Linked DNA regions of Homo sapiens: region 1 is linked to region 2. Evidence: read pairs that join two places in POLR2A ChIA-PET (ENCODE). Cell type or tissue: A673. All regions are shown on one strand. Links, peaks and the distances in the headings refer to the core of each region. The heading gives the core; the rest is flanking DNA. Region 1 overlaps PIK3C2G (phosphatidylinositol-4-phosphate 3-kinase catalytic subunit type 2 gamma). Region 2 overlaps PIK3C2G (phosphatidylinositol-4-phosphate 3-kinase catalytic subunit type 2 gamma).

Region 1 (10,921 bases), core at 2,317-7,316, 79 kb before region 2:
CCTTGCCTCTTCCAGCTTATGGTAGCTCTAGGCATTCCTTGGCTTGAGGCTGCAATCAATGCCTCCCTTTTCATGACCTTCTCTCTGTGTGTGTCTTCTCCTCTTCTGCCTCTCTTTAGGTCACTTGGCATTGGATTCAGGGCTCACCCTGATAATCCAGGGGGAACTAATCTCAAGATCTTTAATTAAATTCTATCGTCAAAGACCCTTTTTCTCCATAAGGTCACATTCACAAATCACAGGTTTCTGAGGTTAGGCTGTGGACATATCTTCTTTGGGGCCACCACTCAACTCAATACTTGACTAGTGGTTAAAGTGTTTCCTATTCCAAATGGAAAGGGGCACTACATTTAAGCTTTTGTAATTAATTGTTACATAATGGGGGAGGGGCCTCCTGGGCATAAGCTCCAAATGTTATGGTTCCCATTTATAGCCACCTTTTAGGATGCAAACTGTGAGGTAAAGCTTTTAAATTCAAACACAAAGCTTCTAGTTAACTCACTTGCCTTGGAAAATAGGGGCTATTCATCCTACATTCACTCTTCCAGTGGAAGAGACTCACGTGAGCCTAAGTCAATTTCACCTCTCAGAAAGGCTACCCACAGTGATGCCAAGTAGTCAAGATGGTTTTCATTCCAATCTTACTTATTCATAGCTCAGTATCTGGTGAGGCAACTTTCTGATCACTGATAGTGACAGGTGGAAGTTGTGGAGCAGGGAGCGCTGTTGAGGATATATAGAGTTATAGGGCTTGGTGAATAATTGGTCATGTTAGTGAGAAACAAGGAAGACCTCAAGACCTGTGTGAGCAAGACAGGATATTTAGTTCAGTTTTGAATATGGTGAATCTGAGGAAGCAGTAATTCATCCACGTGAAAAAAAATCTCATAAACTCATGACTGATGGGTTTCTAGTTTTTTTTTTTTTTAAATAAGACTTTTTTTTAAGGAAAGATATTTTGAGTATTTTTTTTTCATGAATCGTGAGATGGGAGCTGCATCTTTAAAGTTTTAACACAAACATTTTGCACAGAAGCAGTCACTCCCTAAATATGATGCTTGGCTTGAGCTATATTTTTTAACTCTGATATATTTTAAATATAATTAATATTATTTTATGCTTAGTGCATGTTGCCTGATTCTTAATTTTTATTTGTTTTAAGGGGATGTAGGCACTTTTGAATCTCCCCCCTTAGAGGATCAGGAACAATAACTAATAGGTCATAGGCTTAATACCTGGGTGATGAAATAATCTGCACAATAAATCCCCATGACACATGTTTACCTATGTAACAAACCTACACGTGTGACCCTGGACTTAAAAGTTAAAGAAAACTCCTTCCTGTTTTATTTCTCTTTTTTCATATTCTTACAAACAAAGCTCTCAAAACAAACAGTCCATTTATAATTTATATTCTTTTCTATTCCTTCTTAGTTTCTCCTTGAATCACTGAAAGGAAAAATGGGCTTGATTTTTTTTTTCGAAAGGATGAGAATTATACACAAAAAAGCTTCCCTTCCAACCTTTTTGGAAACAGTGACGTAATTGTGTTTACATGAATTTGCAAGTATGACATTGATTTACCACTTTGTGTGCACCCATTGTTGCCTTTCAAATGACTCCACTTTTCATACAACTTTAGCAAATGAAGAACTTACTGAGGTGGTCCAAGTATTTTAACAATCGTTAGTCAATTAGAATAAGTCTTTAATATTTTATTATATTTTTAATATACTTTTAAAACTTTTTTTTTTTTTTTTTTTAATGGAGTCTCGCTGTTGTCAGCCCAGGCTGGAGTGCAATGGCGCGATCTCGGCTCACTGCAACCTCCCGGGTTCCAGCAATTCTCCTGCCTCAGCCTCCTGAGTAGCTGAGATTACAGGCGCCCGCCACCAGGCCCGGCTAATTTTTGTATTTTTAGTAGAAATGGGGGTTTCACCGTGTTGGCCTGGCTGATCTCGGACTCCTGACCTCAGGTGATCCACCAGCCTTGGCCTCCCAAAGTGCTGGGATTACAGACGTGAGCCACCACGCCCGCCTAAAACATTGTCTTTTATATATTTTATACTTTATATATTTTTATATTTTTGTTCAAATATTAAAATAAAAATTGTTATCTGGCTATGTTACTTTTTTAATATGTGTGCATTTTAATAATGCATGCAAAAAACAGTAAAGTTTTAAGGGAATTAAACATTGAGTTTAATGGAGTCTTACATTTAATATGACAGCAGAACACCACAAAGTGTATCCACTTAACTTTCCTTTGCCCCAAAGTAGCTTTCTGAAAAACTGAAGAAAATAAGACTTCATTCAGAGCTTTAATAAGAGTCTATTCATGGAAGGGCCTCATGCCAGTCAATGTATCTTATGTTTTATTATAATAACATGCTAGAGGAATTGTTCTGCTTTTTAAATTAGGCATTTAAAATGAAAATAAGCATCAAATCAAACAGTCTCCGACCAAGTTCCTGTGTATCTTCTTTGCTACATCTTCTTGAGTGATTTTCATGAGAAGAGTGATCTCATTATGAGTAACATTTCTTGAAGCAGAAAAATATGACACTCCAAAATGATATTGACTTGCTGTTTTCCTGTTATTTAGTGGTCTTAACTATCAATCAAAGCAACTAAATGATGCCTGTCATACATTCAGGAGAGTAAAACATAGATCTAATTTTATCCTTAGGTCATTGAAACTTATAATTGTTAAAACTTTGTCCTATGAAATTAAAATTGAATCAACAAGGTTAACAATACAAAGGAAAGTAGGAAGAACAGTATGCAAAGAATATTATGTTCAATAGAATCAAGTGTAGGTGATAATAGGATAAATCGTTTTTTGAAAACAGGATTGGAACCAAAATTTGTTTTTAATAAGTGAGTTTTTAACATTAGAAGGATTTTATTCTTAACTCTCAATTATATAATCACAAAAAAAAATCAATGTTTCAGGAAAACACACTTAATCCTAACATAAAATTCATGTCACTTATCACAAAGTTAGATAGTCAAGTGTATAAAGGAGAAACAAAACAGAAATAGTAATTTTAAACCACATGAGACATCGCAAAGAATTTTTTTTGTTAATAAACAACCCATAAATACTTTTACATACTACATTTCAAAAATGATGCATCTATGAATAATATGATAAAGGTCATAGTGTTGAAGACTTTAAATTCAAGGTCATCATGTTGAAGACTTGAAATTAAATTCAAGGTTGTAGTGATGAAAAATTCAAAGTCAAGGTCTTGATGACAAAGACTTTAAATCCAAGGATATATTGTGTAAGAAAGGACAAACCACTAGCATTCAAGTTATTTATCCAATTAGTTCTCTGTGAGTACAAAATATAAGAAATCACTACATGGATTGGCCTAATTAGAAATTTTATTTCATTTATAAATAACTCTTAACTTCAGGAAATCTTTTCACAGAATCATTCAGTCACATGGTATTTATCTACCCTTGTGTAGGTATTTCTGCTACACTTTAAATCCTTATTCAAAACAATTCTCTCTCCATTTCTCTATGTTTTTAAGTATAAAATATTTTAAAAGGAAGAAATGTCAGCTGGGCTTGGTGTCTCACACCTGTAATCCCAGCACTTTGGGAGGCCAAGGCAGGCAGATCATGAGGTCAAGAGATGAAGACAATCCTGGCCAATGTGGTGAAACCCTGTCTCTACCAAAAATACAAAAATTAGCCAGGCGTGGTGGTGTGTGCCTGTAGTCCCAGCTACTCGGGAGGCTGAGGCAGAAGAATCGCTTGAACCAGAGAGTTGGAGGTTGCAGTGAGCTGAGATTGCACCACTGCACTCCAGCCTGGTGACAAAGTGAGACTCCGACTCAAAAAAAAAAAAAAAAAAAAAAAAGAAATGTCTGTCCTTTAGCTAGAGAAAAAAAGCAACCCATTTCCTTCTTTACTTCAAAAACACAAAACAAACCAAAACAATCCAATTCCTAATGTAATGTCATACAGAACACAGGGCCTGGAACAATATTTCATTCTGGTTTTCCTGCTATATGCTGAGAATAATTTAGTTATTTACATTATTGAGAAATCTATTTAGCAGACTAGAATCATCCCAATGCTTCCATCAGCAGAAGGCTTGCTAAAAAAGGCACGAGCAGTGGCATCTACAAATGGGAACATCAAAGACTCTACTCTCTCTTTCTCCTCATCTTCTTCTGATTCATCCATATCTGCTGAATCATCATCAGCATCATCATTATCATTTTTTCTCCTCCCCCTCATCTTTCTCTTCCATCTCTTCATATTCATCAGGACCCATTTCCAATCATACTATAGACACCCTGAACGTTGGACATGCCATATGGAATTGGAGAATGGCAACATTAAAGATATTTAAAGTACAGGAAATGGTAGGTATAATACCCTTCCATATATCGTGGTGTTGTAGAGAATGTGGTACAGCTGCTCCAGTCATATACCCAGCCTGGGCTGATGACTGGAAATTCACAAGCTAATCCAGGTCCTTGAACTTCTTCTACTTCACCTTTAGCATTCGTTAGTCTCCACTAGCAACTGTCCAACTGACAAGCCTTCTCAGGAATAGCATCTTTTGACAATCTTAATTCGGTGTGTGAAGGAATAGTGGGGTTGATGTACAGAAGCTAAGTTCTGGCAGAAACTATGGGGAAACTGAAATGCTAATATCCTCAGGTGTTGCTATAGACATTCTGGCATCTTATGAATCAGTCTTATTTCTTCACTAATAATATTTCAAATTTATGCTTTGGGAAAAGTTTAGTGCTCTAGAAATTTTCAACAGAATGAGTATACATTAGCCTTTGAATTTTATGGTTTATAACTAATATTGCACAGAAAGTATTTTTATACCACATATTCTTCCAAAAACATTCAGTCTCATAACTAGATTTTACATTAAAATCTTCAAGGAGTAGATATACAAATTGCACTTGTCATTTAAAGCTACAAGAAAGGCATCATTCAGATTTGAAATTCTGTTTGGATTTAACTTCCTGATTAACAGTAGCAACTGTCCAACTGGTAGATTTTGAAAATGATGACACATTATCCTCTTAAATAAAAATGACATTGACAAAGACTCAAAACTGCCTGAATTTTATGGTCTGTATCAATTATAAGGTAAAGAAATATTCTGCTTCCTCTAAAGCTGCCCCATAGAGAAGGTGGCAATTAAAAAGGCATCCTTGCCTGATTTAGTTAATCTTACCAGTAAAGACGATGGGCAACCTGGATGCTCTGCAAGGAGCGGTGGAGTAGAAGTTGCACTAAAGGACTCTCAAGGTTCCATTCAAACTTGACAGCCTGAAGTAAGAGACACAATTACTTTACTTCTCAGTAACAAAATTATAGCAGAATACAGAGGGACTTCAGAGGCTTGAGAAAAGACTAGAGAAAACAGCATGCATATTTTAACAAAATGCTAATAACACATTCGATGATTTTATGAGTCGGTATATGACTAATAACAAAACACATATACATTACACCATTTGGATTTGTATAGTTTTGCTTCCTTTCCTTGTATATGGATAAGAAATAAGGGCAGGTGGTTGGTGGAGTTCAACCATGTACCAGGGGAGAATACTGACACAAAAAGTCCTGGATTATTAAATACAATATTATTAAGCCACAGATATTTTTTCCTATTTGGAGATGAAATTAATGCACATTCAAAGCCTTAACAGAAATCATCATCAACTGGTGTATCATTATCAACCTCCAGGCCTTGAGGTTTTGCTTAAAATTTCAAAACTGACTGTTACTACCGTAACTCAGTCCCAAATCCTTTCTTTCATCTCCACTGTGAACAACTCTTAAGTTTTTTAGGATACTCAACTGGGTAGAAAACAGAGATAACAGTGGCAGCCCCCACTATCCTTAGGGACCTAATTTAGGGCTTCATCTGTCCTCTGCAGGGACTTCACTGACAGGAATCTGTAGCTGAGCTGCTATCATCATCCCAGGAATCTGTATATATGAAAATGAAAACCCAGTTCTCATAAAAATGCCCATTCCTGCTTGAGAGACAAAGCTTATATCTTTAGTTGTTTGATAAACCATTTAAGTCTCTCTCTCTTACACACACACACACACACACACTCTCTCTCTCTCTCTCAAAGCTTCAGAGTCTAAGCCAGGCTTTATACCACAGTACAGACAGCAGGAAAAAATGAGTACAATATCCAGTCATACATACACTTGAAGAAACACCTCAATATGCTAGCCATCCTCAAGAATGGGAAAGTTTATAAATTCCTAAGATGTGAGGGTGCTGAAGATGAGTTCAGCAAATTTGCATAAACTCCTGATGCTGTCTGACTATAGAAGGACAATAATGTGTGCTGTCTTAAACTGTAGCCATGGCACTCTATCATTCACGTGCTACTGCTGGACTGACTAGGTCATGGGTTTTATTTATGCCCTAATAGTGAGCATATTATATGAGCATATGAGCAGGAGGTATGTTTCAGAATTACCTACATGCTTGCCTTTTTAGATGTCTGCCCATTATTTCTTCTTGAACCCAGTATCTATGTGTTACCCCTCGCTTCCAAGCTTCCTGCTTTACTCTGTCCACTGTTACAATTTCCCCCTAAATCCCGCCTGACCATCTAGAATGTAGACAATTTTTCTGGTGAACACCACATTATCTGAAGTGGTTTGCAGTAACCCCTGGGTCTGGGTCTTATTTGACTCTTAGCTATGAACTGCATCTTCTGTTTTGTTACAGCCTTAGGGTCTTTTCTTACAGCTTTAATATAGACTGCATAATTCTAACATGATAATACGTAACAAAATAGCATGATTCAAGAGAACAACCAACAGGTTAGGATTTTTTTATGTGTTGGAATGTTTGAAATTCAAGGTAGAGTATAGAAGTCTAAGGACAATGAGTGTTTTGAAATTCTTCCAGTGTTTTTTTTTTAAATTTTTCTAGTCACATTATCTATTTCTTTCCATCTCAGGACATTTTATAACTTTCCTTTTTAATCATGACATAGTTGAAACTTTAATTTTGCCTTCTGTGTATTTGCTGTGTTAGATTGTGTGCACACTGTCTTATACATTTGGATTTGTGGCAATATGGGTCTCAATGACATTCCTGATGCCAAGTGTACTTACTCAGATAGAGACTTTCAAATGAGTTTAATGTCTACAGACTTTTGTGAAAACGTATTCTCCTGAATTGGGCTCGAAATAGCATGTTGCCATACCCATGAGTCATGAGATGAACGGTAAACTTGTAAGTTAGATTAACCCTTATTTTCAAGAAAGACTGGATTGTACTCTCTGGTACAGCTATTTCTAAACCAGCTCTCTTTTTTAAGGAGAACTTCAGAGAAATTCATAATCTCTGTGCAGTCATACTCTACTAAAGTTTATTAATATAGGCTCCTTCTACCAGTTTCCAGTCACTTTTCAAAACCTGAGGCAACTGACATTCAAACTAGCTGTAACAACCTGACCTTTCAGATAAAAAAAAAAAGCTGGATTAAAAACAAAACAAAGCATAAAAACCACAAGTTTAGATCTATTTAGCTGTCAGCATACAGTCATCCTGGAAAAAACAAAAACAACTTACCTTCTATTCTATATCTATTAGATACTCTGTTATTTACATGGTCATGTGTGGCATGTTTAATTTACTTGTTTATATTTCATCGTATTCAGACTAAATCAGTCTTTGCTTACATTTCTAGATAACTTTATATTATTTTCTAAAATTACTCCAACATTGTGATATTTGATGATACTAAAATGTACTATTTGGTGGCAAAATTTGGCTATTAGAAATTACTGTGATAAAATTTATTATCAATATTATAAGCCTCTAAAGAAGTGCAAGAAACTCATAAATTATGAAAACCTGCCTAGCAAATGATTATTTTCTACATAACATTTATTTGGTAATTTTTATCATTTTATATATACATATTTATAAATTTGTATCATGAGCATGTCTATTTTTTCATATTCTAATTAATAAATGAAATCATTTTTAAAAAATTTTCCTTTTTGGAATTAATGTATTTTGTAATTGTAACAATTTCAGCTAGAGAATGTCTTCATTACCCATGTTGACATCATTTAGTCCCTTGGGTGGCCAAATTGCAATGTCACTTCTAGATAGACTATTGTTGATTCATTAGGAACCTTTTAGAGATAATTAGTTAAAACCCTGGGTTTCCTTAGCAACTCTTCTATTCTTACCTGAACTAGCTGTGGGAGATATTCCAGTAGTTCATCATTCAAGAGGTTGTCTAATTGTTGAACTGCCACTTTACGAATTTCTTGATCTGGAAAACTAATACACAGTAAATATATCCACTAAGCTGTTAATGGTAAGGAATAATGCATAAGACATGTCAGGGAGAACAGAGAATGAATTCTACCCCCAGTGCATAAGGTAAAACAATTATCCCACAATCGATTAAGGTAATATTAGCACCAAATAATTCTTATTTTTTCATATTCTATACTCTCGTGTGGACTACAGTAGAAAATCCTTTCAACTAGACTTTGGAAATGTGGTTTTAAGTCTGATTCCTGCCGGCTTTCTTATCTATAAAATGTGGATTATGGATAATCTAAAATCTTTTCTAAAGTAGTATGAAAATCTTTGCTTCTTATTTAGCCAAGCATTTGATAAATAAGTTATTACCAACTGGAAATCTGATTATATGATTCAAAATGTGATCTAATATTTTTAACCAGTCTTAGCCAGATCTTACCACAAACCAGAAATCTAAAGTTCTTTAGAATAAATAAACAAAAATAATTTAATACAGCTAAATCTTACTAGTAGACTGTGAAGTTCTTGAAAGAAACTGTGCCTTATTCATTTTTGGATGGCATTTGCCTGTTGTAAGATTTAGCACCCATTAGGCACTTAATAAATGTTTTTTATTTAAATAAATTTGTGAGGTATTTAGCATTTGAAGTCCTGTTCCAAAGACAATTTATCCTGAAATGGATTCCTCAAATTGTCATCTTGCTCCATCAGAAGAAATAGATTCAATTATCTCAAAGTTCCTGGGAAGTGCTTGGAGATAATTTTGGCTCCATATTGCTTTGACATTGATTAGATATTACTAGGGCTTTGGTAAGAAGAATTAATTTTAAAGAAACAATTTTTTAGAAAAAAATTAACAAGCATAATTTAAAACGTGAAGGAACTGCTTATAGTAATTTATTTACAAATAAAAACAAACAAACCAGAAATTAATTTTGTAGACAACTAACTGAATGCTTTTCAACCAGTCAGGTGAGGGCTCTAAAGATTGGCTTCCAGTAGGAGGTTAGAAAACTGTAAAGTCTTTAATGGTCAGTGTTTTCTCAGCATATCAGGTTACTGAAGGGTTAAATGGGAACTATGCCGCCATCGAGTCAAGTAAACAGTGGTATCACATAACTCAATTGTCCTTGATGGCAGCTTCAAATGGAATGCTAAGCAAGTTACATATTTTTTCTTCATTAAACTGAGCATTTTAATTGCAACAAGAATTTTACCTATAAGGTTAGTCAGTCAAAACTCTTATTTCTGACCTGCAAGTACATTTCCAGTATTTTTCTCCTGTTGAACATTCTAGCAACGAGACCTACTGAGAACTGCGGTCCAGACACATTTGGTGAAGTATTGCAAAGGTCAGAAGATCTCAGCATAACGTCATGCACAGGTGGAGGGCAGAAAGAGTGCAATTAAAATGCAAAGCTAGAAGCAGTTCAGCTTGTTTTAGTACATTAAGACTTTAGATTCTCCTAACTAAATGTGATTGACTCTAATTTATTGCTCTCAATTACTAAACCATTTGTCTGAAACTTGTAGACATCAAGGTCAGTGTGAGGACAGTTTGAAGTCTTGGAGGGAATAGTTACTAGGTAAGTTTTGTTGCCTAAGTGATGACTTGTTAAGTTAGCTATCAGTCGCCCATGCTTCCCTGTGTGACTATTTTACCTTATTGATAGAAATGACAAAAGAGGAGTATAAAAGGAACATCACAACAAAACAATGCTCTTTGGTGAATGCTATATCTTTAACTATGTGTTTATTTCCACTAGAATGCAAACTCCAGAAAGGCAGTAAATTTTTGTCTGTTTTGTTCATAGATGTGTCCCCAATGCCTTCAGATTTGTAGGCACTCTCTACATATTTCTTAGAAGACTGTTCAACCTGAACTCATTGTCGTTACACGTAAACATCTTTACTACCAGCCTTCCTCACTGTAGTCTGTGTTATCACCTTTCTCCAATTACATAGACTTAAAATGTTAAAGGTAATATTTTGCCCCTCTTTATTACTTTTTTCACCTTTCCCATCTGATGGAATTCTATTCATCCATGAACTCCAAGCTCAAGCATCAATTTACCTGTGAAGCTGTTCCAGCAATATTTTAACACCCTGTGGAGTTGATAACTCCCTTCTCTATAAAATTCTATATTATATACATCATTGAGGGCAGGCTCATTTAGTTATGGTTCCCTAGCCCAAGCGCAGTTGAATAAAAGTTTTTGGAATTCCTAGTATTCTCTTATCTTTACATCTAATCAGTTGCCGAGTTCTGTTGATTTTTCTATCCTAATGGCTCTAGCCTTTAATGCTTGCTTTTAATTTCTTCTGCTGCTGTCTACTCTAGGCCATAATTACCTCATGCTAATACTAACATTTTTAATAGTAATACCTTATCAAATCCCTTAAACTATTTTATTTGTCATAAAACATTAAATGGTTTTCTATATCTAATAAACCTCCCTTTAGTACACACTGCAATCTAAATATTCAAGGCTAGCAAAACACTCTAGATTTTTCTTCTACCATTAATATTCACTGAACCAGTCTGGCTCATTGATATATTCTACTCTGAAAATGCATGTGCATTTTCACCTTTGTGCACACTGTAACTTC
Region 2 (10,921 bases), core at 3,501-8,500:
ATGTTTATTATATATTTTTATTACCTTTAAGTTATAATGTTTTCTAACTCCTTGATTAATAAAATTAAAAGTACATACTTAAATTTATGAATATATTTATTTTTTGTTACTGTTTTCTAAGTTGCATCTCAGAAAGTGGATGAGATCTTTATTATATAGGTTATTGGAAATTTGCCTACTATTTAATATTTGGTCACTTAAAATAAATATTCTATATGTGCTTGAGAAGAATTTGTATTTCCAAATTATCTTCTGTAAGTACAATATATATTTATTGGATCAAGCTCATTAATTATATGCTCACTCCTATATCCTTCCTAATTTCTCAGTAATGTATTAATTCCTGAGAGAGGAATACTGGTATCCCCCACTATCATATTGGCCCCATCAAACTCTTCGGATTTCTGTCAATGTTATTACTTTGTTGCATCTTTCTGGTGAATTGAATATTTCAATACCATGTCAGGACTTTATATTTAATGATGCTCTTGATTCAGAGTCCATTATGTTGGTCTTTATGCCAATATTTGGTTGGTATATGCATCAGTATTTATATTGAGAGATTGTGCCTGTTTCCCACACATTCCTTAATGTGCTAATACGATGAGCCAAGTTTATAAATTAGACTTTAGTGACATGAATGGAAGACATAAACTGCACACATGTACCTTTTAATGGCAAAGGTTATGGGACAAGAAACCTCTATATGCCATTCGAATCTTCCCCATAAAAAGGGCATCGTCTTGATGAGAAAGAATTTCAACTTGCCCCTGTGCACACAGTATCCCATAATTGAAAGTACTGTCAAATCATTTTTTGCACAGATATACTTTATTACATAATATGTATTACTGTACATATTATGCATTTTTGCATAATTATTTTTGCATTCTATTTATCAAACAATGATACCATACTTTATGAGTGACTTAAGGGATTTTTTAAAAATAATGTTTACTGACTTACTTATAATCTCCTCATATAACAATATGATTCTGCTGAACTCTTACTAATTATTACTAACAATCATTTTAAGAATTGTCTAGTCAACCACTCTTACACTGCCACTAATTGCTCTGGACTCACTTTCACTGATGCTGGCCCTCTTGACCTCAGGCACTTAGCTTTGTACCTCTATTGTAATATTTTCTTGGCTTCCTTGGAATATCTCCTGGTCTACCTTCCTGTATGGTCATTGCTTCTTTATAGTTTTCAGCTCAGCTTACATTTTTGCCCTCAGTAATAACCACGACATGGACTACGTATTCCTGCTGTCGAGACCCATGTAACAATTTCACAAACCAAGTATGACACATTTCTCTATTCAAGGGATTTTGTTCAAACATTTTTAACCAATCTTTATCGAGTGCCTGTTGCATGCCAGGACATGTTTTGGGTACTAGAGGTTTTTAAAAACTATAGTCCTACCTACAAATGTGCATGGTCACACGGACATTGTAAAAGGACTTGGGGGAGAACTAACAATATGCTATTATTAAGATAATGAGCATCATGAAATACATACACAAAACGATAAATTTATCTCATCTTTGAGTGAGATAAAGGCACTTTCAATCTATAGAGAGGATAAAGTTAAGTAATTAAATTTCTATTCTATATAATGAGAAATTTAGGATAAATATGAATGAGTTCTTAATCAGTGTAATGAATCAAGGAAAGAATTTGTTTAATCAAATTATTCTAAGTAAGATACATTCTCATTTGTCTTTGATAGCTTGAGTGGGGTGTTCCCTGAAGGCATCTGTGGAGTAGATGATAATTCAGTTTCAGATCCTCAGATTTGATAGTGAATGTTTCACTCTTTTTTATTGTAGAGTCCTGTACCTTAACAAATTAGTTTCACTTGCTGACATTAATTATGGTCCTTTTGACTAAAGCCATCTAGAAAGTTGTCACTTTGTTATTTTACCCCCTCAGTTTGTCAGTACCTATGCTTCTGGAGATACCTCTGGCCTGGTTTCTTCCCAGGTGTCTTGCCTCCAAGATAGCCCCCAATGATTCTGTCTCCTGGTATGCGAACCCTTGTATCATGCTTTCCCACAGGATACAATATGGCAGAAGTAGTGGTATACCACTTCCAAGATTAGATTACAAAGATTGTCTCTTCTGTCTGTGGTGTTCCCTTGCTCATGGACTCTCTCTCATTCCTTGGATCATCTGCTCTGGGAAAAGCCAACTCTATGGCCTGAGGACATTTGTTGAAAACTCTGTGGCAAGGAATTGAGGCTCCCACACCTATACACCATGGGGAACTGAGGTCTTTCAATAACCACATCAATATCACCTTAGAAGTGGATTCTTCAGCCCCAGTGAGCTTGAGATGACTGTGGTCTCAGTCAACAGTTTGACTGCAACTCATGGGAAACCTTAAGCCAGATCCACCCAGCAAAACTGCTTCCCAGATTCTTGAGCCTCAGAATGTGAACTCATCAAAGTTTGTTGTGCTAAACTGCTAAGCTTTGGGGTAATTGGTTATGTATTAATAGATAACTTATATACTAGGTCCCTAGGAAAATCTACAATAAAGATGTAATTTGTCATGAGGTAAGACATCTTGCTGGAGCCTCTTCCCAAAGAATTTTGACTGGTCCATGGATTCCTTAAGACAGGAATAGCTTCATGTTTTCCCATGTCCAGCCCTTTATAGTTTGTTCCAGTAATGAATGGCTGGGATGATTTTGTTTCCTTCATCAAAGCCCTAATTTATTTATTGATTATAGGAACATTTGCAGAAAAGCATTATTTTATATTTATAATTATATGTACATATGTACACATCTACCTGTATATAACAATATTAGAAAGTGCTCTATTTTTACTCTGCATGTAGGTACTATGTAGAGACAGAAAAAGGAGAGTTGGTTAGATCATTCATACGCACACACACACACACACACGCGTAAATGCACACTTTTTTATATTCATATGCATTTTACATTTGCACGCATATGTATATTTACACACATATGTATATATTTTACATTTTGCATTTACACACATATGTATATATTTATATATATATTTATCCTTGTCTCTCTACATATAGACACACATATATAAATGCATGCCCTATACATATAGCTTTATCTGTATTTATCCGGCTATAGGGATTTTCCATGGGAATTCAAACTAAGGAGTATTTATTGATGGTTAGAAAATTAAAAGAAAACATTAATTAGAGTAATAATTTATTTTACTATACATCGGCCCTTTAAAATTTTTCATAAAATTATAAAAGGAAAAAGAATAAAAATATTATTTTATGGATTCTAAACAAATATGTGTGTAGATAGTGTTTTTTATATACATAGGTAAAATTTCCTCTTTAATTTACTCTGAATATTTATACAGTTTATTTTTTAAAAAATACAGATCAAGATAAAGATTGATTTTTTTTTTCTTTTTTTTTGAGACAGAGTCTCACTCTGTCCCCCAGGCTGGAGTGCAGTGGCACGATCTCAGTTCACTGCACACTGCAACCTCTGCTTCCTGGTTTCAAGCGATTCTACTGCCTCAGCCTCCAGAGTAGCTGGGATTACAGGCACGTGCCATCATGCCCTGCTAATTTTTTGTATTTTTAGTAGAGACGGGGTTTCACCATTTTGTCCAGGCTGGTTTTGAACCTCTGACCTGAAGTGATTTGCCCGCCTAGGCCTCCCAAAGTGCTAGGATTACAGGCATGAGCCACTGTGCCCGGCCAAAAGTTGAATGTTTACTGAAATTATTTATTTCAGTTTTTCCTTGAGATGCTAAATGCAGTAAGTATAATAAATCCATTACCAAATTACTATCTTATCAACTTTAATTATCTCTATATTACTGTAATTATGTTATTGAAGAAAATACTACAGAGTCAACTTAAAATCTGATGATATTCCATGTGTAATTGTCGTTCATTTCTATTGAAACGCAAATAATTCTTGGCTAATTCTCATTTTATCAAGGTACAATTCTTGCAAAATACCACTGAAACCTGGTGGGGATCAGAGTGATTTTTTTTTTCTATTTTTAAAGACTCTCTATCTCTCTGCATGTGCATATGTTTTTGTCTTACTATGTTTTCTTAACTAGCATTAGCCATTTAAACCCAAACATGAAAAAGAAAATTTTAGAGGAGCCACTAAATGGAATTAGTATTTTCTATTTCCATAACGATATATTGGCAATGACAATTATTTAAATATGGGAAATGGAAGAAGAAAGAAAATTAAATATCCATTTTGAATCTAAACATTTAAAATGTGATTTTAAGAATATGGATAAAACTATGCTGATTAATTCCAAAATTTTATGAAATCTTTGCTCCTGCATATAAGAACATGACAAATTGCATTCTACTTAGAAGCTATGTAAAAATGAATGCTTTTGTGAAAAACTCACCACCACTCACCTGTGCACCCAGGTTTCTGGAATGTTGTGTGCTGCATACACTGTGAAGCTGAGGTGGGAAGGAAGCCCGGGATTTAGATAGGAAGTGCATCTAGGTACATTTACAGGCTGAAAATCTGCATAAAAGCTGTTACAGTAGACATTGATTAGCTGGTAGATGGATGTGGATAGTTCAGTTGTTACCTTCTCTATCAAGCCTAGAAAGGAAGAGATAGAGATCAAGTCACTAAGAAGGGCCATATTTATCATAGGCCATCAATTACAGCTTTGAAATGTCATATAATACAATTTCAATAATTTTAATTAAAGTGACCCTTTACCAATTGAAGAGAATTAACTATCTGTACCTCTGAATGCAACCTGGTTTAGTTGCTGCTAGATTAGACATCAATAAGCTTTCTGATCTTCAGCTGCAGAAATCTTGGAAGCATGGCCTTTTCATAACAATTTGGAATTTAAAAAATTATTAATTTGACATTCTGATCAACTGTAATTTGCAATAATTTTTGTTCTGATTTGTGATTGTTTAAAATTAATTTTCAGACAAGGAATATAGATGGCTTATAAGTACATCAAACAAATTCCATCTAAAGAATTAATCATAATAAATTTGATGATGCTATCATGTTTACTATTAACTGAACACTAATCATATACAATGTGTTGATATTAAAAAGAGAATGAAAATAGTACAAGGCTAGGATTTAAAACCAGCTTGAAATGAAAGATTTATGATGTTTACTGTATCTCTTCAAAATCAAAGACTTTCTTGAGTTTTGCCATTAGTTATTTAAAAGGAGTCTACTGGTTATTCCTAAAAGTGACTTGTCATGAAAGAAGAAAAATGAAAAATTACTAGTTATAGGAGCTAATAGTTTTCCTCTGGCAGCTAAGTAGAAATTGAGAACAAGTAAGCACATCATCAGAAATTGTGTTCTTAAGATCTGCTGTGATGATTCCATGTGCTAAGTTAGTCGATACAGTTGTTTATTCAAACACATGCAATTCTTTATAAGTTGCTTTTAAAACATGCAATTCCCTATATAGTAGTTCAGTCTTAACAGTACTTTCGCTTTCCACAGTTTGTTACCTTAAGTAAACTTAAGTAAAAAAAAATTAAAAGAAAATTCTAGAAATAAACACTTTATAAGTTAAAAAAGCATGAATTGCCTTTTGTTTCTAATTGTTTGGAAATGAAAATAGTGCAAAGAGCTAGATATTTCCTTTGATAATCTACAGTGTTCCAGCACACAGGCAGTTGGATGCTTCAGGAAAGGGGCCAGCTTGACATGGAGCTTCCTCCCACATCCTGTCTGTGCCTCAGTACGTCTGTCTATAATTAAACATTTTTGTTGTTGTTTAACACATGCTATTTTTCACTTAGTTATTCATAAATTTGTACAAAATATATAAGGTAGATTAATTTTCCTTATTTGTTATATTTCTTAAATTGTGCCCTCTGTTGAAACAGTCTGGGGGGGACAAGCAGAGGAAAAAGAAAACCTGTAATTAAAATTCTCTGAGAAGTCAGCAGTAGCAATTAATGAAGCGGAAGAGTAAAGCAGTGTAAAAATAGTCTTAAAAGAGGCCTCATCAAACTTGGAGGCCAACCAACAGAGATTCTGCTGAACAGCAGGAGGCAGAGCATTATAAATTTATGGAAACATCTTGTTTCTTTATCTCCAAATTGTACTTTTGGTATACTGAAGCAGGAAGCACAAACTCCTTTTCAAGAATTCCCAACATTGTGCAAGTGAACACACATCTAAAATAAATCATAAATTTGATTTATTAATTTAAGCTTTAGCGTATATTTTGGGGAAAACTTAGCCATTTGGTTAATTAAACTCTACTTTTTGCTTTTCATGCAGAAACATGGTTCTTGGATAAAATTTGCTACTTTGAGTTTGCATAGAGATGTATGCTTATGCATTATGTTTTACTTCCTGAACTCTGGATGCAGACTACATTTCAAATAACATCATCAAAACATATTAAGAACCCAAGACACAGGGCTTGGTGGTGAAATATGGTGGGAAAAGTGTTTATCGCACCTAATTTTACTCTGGAAAAGAGTTATAGTGCCATGAAATAAAGAGGCAAGGACAATCTATGTGCAATTTAGACTCAATTAAAATCTATCATGATTTATTATAGAATATAAGTCTCCAGGAACATTTCTGTACAGTTTTGTGGGATCTCATATTCCAGTCCCCTGAGGAATATGGGGGAGGAGACCTCATTACAACATTCCTGATAGAAAGGGAGAATCAGTTTCATACAGACACGCCTGCAGCTCGCTCACTCCACATACGACCACTTAGATTCTGTTAGCAATACTGTCAGGAAGTGTCCATTCCTTCCCTCCCTCTATGGTGTTCTGGAGTTTTATGAACACCTAGAATAGGGTTTTTGTACTTGCACAAGTTTCTTTATACCCTCCGCCACCCTATTTTCCTTTTTGATGTGAGACGGGGGAGTTCCTCAAACTTAATTGAGTGTCTTCTTTTGAGTGGTGGGAATTAGAGTTGAGAGGATATACTTTTGTACGTGACTCTTTACTGAAACAGTTAAGGGTGTGGAGGGCAGGTTAGGTTTTCATTTGCTTTCCAATGGATTGTTCTGAATCCAGGGGTTAGTTGAACATCTGAGGGGCAGGCAGTTTTCTTGCAGATACTCAGAGTATTCCTGTGCCAAGTACCATCTACAACCAAGAACGATCCTGACCAGATCCTGCACATTAAATCCTATTATATTGTTTATGCATATTACTATAACGGGATCAAAGAGTTTAATCTAGATTCACAGACTCTGAAAGCAGAGTCTTTGATTCAAAACCAGTTGAGATTTGAGTTGGGAGAGTTGAAATTCAAAACCAGTTCTGCCTGATTCCAAAAGTCAGACTGCTCCGTCCCATGCAATCTCACACCTACTGTTTTCTATAGAGGCAAAGTCCTCCCGTGGCTTGCAATTTTATAGACTCGAAGCCTCTGTAAACACTAATTATTCCAGAACCAAATCCTCCTACCTGTTATATTAGCTTGGTCTTTCAAATAGAGCTGGAATTCAAATTTGAAGTGGATGACCTTGCAGACAGACATCTACTACTTTTCTAATTTTTCTTACATCAAAATATAATTAAGTAAATGGTAAAATTTTCAATGTCTTGGAATGGTTATAAGATATTTTCAGTATTATAATTTTTATAGATCTTTTTATTTTTCTCATTATTTTTAAAATATCAGGCTAAAAGTTTAGAGAGTGCAGATTTTTATTCCCTTGCAGAATAATCACTTCCATTAATAAAAAGAACTTTAGAAAAGCATCTTTCTCCTCAAAAAGCTCGTGTGTGTGTGTGTGTGTGTGTGTGTTGTGTGTTACCACAGTATTTGCATAAAAAAATTGAAAAAAGTATTTTGGATTCTGTAACTTATTTTTTTCTTTATTTCAAAATACTTGAGTACATGTATGTTTTACCTTTTGCTGAAGTCTCTGAACTTTGATAAAAATTCTGAAAAAAAATGTAAAATTATACTTGTTATTCGCACAACAAATTCACAAAATAGTCAAATAGTAATGTCCAAAATCTAAACATTATAATTTCTTTGTCATGGTAAAACAACAAAATATTTCTTGGCATCATATATCAATTTGCTTATTAAACAGGATGAATTTAAATTGTATGATGAAATAAAAACTTTCTAAATATTGTAATAAGCAATGTAGGTTATGTATTTTTTTAAAAAGAAATTACCACAACAGATTGTCTAAGCTCAATCCTCCTTACATAACAGTGACTGATTTTTTGATAAAAGTGCATTTCTAATTCTCTCTGTATGCCGTGTCCAGCTCTTATTCCTAGCAGTTATTCAGCAAGCTTTGGACAGCACCAAAAACAAGACTGAATTGAAGTGGACAAAATCAGTACAGATTCACTAAATAGTTTTCTTTCTTTTTTTCTTCTTAGGGAATTTTTAAAAATCTGATAGTCTAACACTTGAAAAAATAAAATATCTTGAGTCATATCTTAAATAAAAAATACAATCTGAAATCCTATTTTTTTGGTTTTCATTTTCATTATTCTTTAAATTCATGTCCATTAGTGTGGTGGCCTTCCTTATTTATTTATTTTTATCCTTGTTAGAAGCCTAGAATTACTTTGGTGGCTTAGGATTTGCTGGTTGTAACTAAACTATCATGAAAACTGTATAAGGTGATTTATAGACATCCTAAAAAATGGTTTCAGCCCAAAAGGAAATACAATTTTTAATAAGATCCATTTTAATTAACATTAAAATTTTTTAAATTTATAAACTCAAAATTTAAAAAAGTAAAAATAAAAAAATAAAATTTCAAGTCTTGCATTTAAGGAAATACAATTAGTTAAAAGCCAGGTTTCTCAAACAAATAAATTAGAGAATAATTGTTTTTCCGTAACAAAAAAATTGTTACAGTATTCCTTTAGAGAGAGAACATTTTGATCATGTTTAAAATGTCATTACATTTATATGCAACTTTTTAATTAAAAGCATCATTTGCATGAACCTTTTCAGAAGCATTTCTATTAGGCAAAATATTTCATTAGAGTATAGTATCAGTTGCTACTCTTAACAACTACATATAAGATCCCCACTCTATCTATGTGGGTGAGACTATTAAAAATGTTAGACTGATTTAACTAAAATTCAATTTATTTAGAAATATAAACTTGTATTAGAAAATCACCGTGACATCCACCTACACCATGATGTGCAAGACCATATTTTCACTTCGTGGTTCGCCTATTATGTAAGCATTTAATGGAAATTAAATTATGTGAGTTCTGGAATATAATTTGAAGGATGCAAATTGTTTCCAGTGCTGGGTCAGAGAATAAAATAGAGTACAAGTATGTTTGTCATATAATTCTTCATCTTGCCAAAACTTACATTTAATAAACACCTAAGGACTTCCCTGTATGGCAGGAAATAGTCCTTTGCATGTTGACCAAAAATGCAGCCAAGAAAAAGAAAAGCTTCTTAAATTTCACAGTTTGTTGGCAGAAGACCTGTATTTGTCATTTCTTCAATCTTAAGTTCATGGTGGGTGGATAGACTGCTTTGGCATTGTTAACTGTAGCTGGTTACTGCACAAATTCTGTAAAATGTACTTACTATGTGTGCCAGTACTCTTACATAGGTGGGCTCACATTTAAAATGGGATGGAAAAAGAGATGAACAAAAGTATAAATGCAACTGATGTAGAATAAATGAGCTTTCAGCAGTCTGCTCAAAATAAGTGGGACCCAGTTTTTACAGAATATTGAACTATTTTGTCTATTGACATATATTAAATAAACTCCTTATTTTCAACTCCTTTTTTAATTTCTATGCATGAAAATCATTTTAGTCTTATCAAAATATAGGATAAATATTTAGACATTACGAGTTTAAAAGTTTCAAAGAAATATCACACAAAATTTTGTGTTTATACTAGTACATAAGGAAAGTGAAATGTGAAGATGAGTTTTTCTTGAGTATTATAATTGTTTATGGCTTTCCTATGAAATACCCAATTCCTTTGTGAAGAATTCTTTTAGCTTCAAATATTGTAAGTTTGATATTTCTGAAAATTGTCATTTTTATTCTCTTAAGGAGTTTCAGAAAATGAGTGTTTTGAAGATAAAACTTTTTATAACCAGCAATACTTTAACATCCTTTGAAATACTTCATCCTAAAATTATATTTTCCTCGTTGTTTGGTCAGTTGTTTGCCAATTCGTTAAGAACTGGACATAAAAGTCGAAGAATAACCAAATAGTCTTAACAGATGGGAAGACGTGTCGACATCCACACATCTGGTTTCCTCCTCTGGCAGTGGTTCATATTTGTCAGGAGGCTGGCTGTAATCGATGGCCATGAGGTGACAAGGGCCAACCTTCCTGGTGCTTGTGTGAATTAAAGCCTTCATATTGGCGTTGTGGGAAAGATTCTCCAGAACTAGCACCAGCACCATCCTTAATACCTCCATTAACAGCAATGATCTCATTTAAGCTACACTGTCATCAGGGCCCTTTATTAACATTGTTTCCCATACTCACAAGAACTCAGGAAATTATTTTATTTTTCTGTTTTAAACATGAGGAAAATTAAAACTCCAAAAAGTGAATTAGTTTTCCACAGGATGTTTAGATAGAAACTGGTAGATCTTAGTATCTGCATTATCTTATCTCATGTATTTTATCAGCTCTTGGAGCTTGTAATGTTTCTAAAATGTGACAATTTAAGAGTAATAACTGCTTGTTCAAAGTTAATTCTCACTACCTTGTTATACTGACTTAACATCACCAATTAGAAAGCCCTTTTTCAGCATCATATAATTGCCAAGTTTATAAGCTCATCAAAATAGTTGTTTTCAAAACATACTGGTGAAATGCTTTTTAAGACTCTGATACAAGCTTGTCCAACCTGCGGCCTGTGGGCCACATGTGGCCGAGGATGACATTGAATGTGGCCCAACACAAATATCACAAA

What was found. ChIA-PET counts read pairs that join two places held together with the same protein. Peaks named below come from ENCODE experiments on the same cell type or tissue, not always from the same donor. Only the 100,000 strongest peaks of a DNase experiment are listed, where the experiment ranks them.
Region 1: POLR2A ChIA-PET joins it to region 2 with 7 read pairs; 2 of 35 experiments call an interaction of 5 or more read pairs at or near these places.

What each region holds. Positions count from the first base shown.
Region 1 is chr12:18,418,343-18,429,263 of GRCh38, reverse strand. It overlaps PIK3C2G (phosphatidylinositol-4-phosphate 3-kinase catalytic subunit type 2 gamma), which reads right to left. Exons shown (of 33, transcript NM_001288772.2): 17 at 8,230-8,323; 18 at 5,225-5,319. The region is part of intron 2 of LOC124902891 (a long non-coding RNA gene); the gene reads left to right. Among named protein-coding and RNA genes, the nearest start is that of PIK3C2G, 160 kb to the right of the region's middle. In A673, for the core only: no CTCF peak of the experiment used is centred there; no DNase peak of the experiment used is centred there.
Region 2 is chr12:18,340,327-18,351,247 of GRCh38, reverse strand. It overlaps PIK3C2G (phosphatidylinositol-4-phosphate 3-kinase catalytic subunit type 2 gamma), which reads right to left. Exons shown (of 33, transcript NM_001288772.2): 10 at 7,888-7,921; 11 at 4,412-4,607. Among named protein-coding and RNA genes, the nearest start is that of PIK3C2G, 84 kb to the right of the region's middle. In A673, for the core only: CTCF peaks have their summits at 5,810 and 6,014 (motif pointing right); DNase peaks (open chromatin) are centred at 5,697 and 6,007; H3K4me3 peaks cover 1,321 bases; H3K27ac peaks cover 2,589 bases.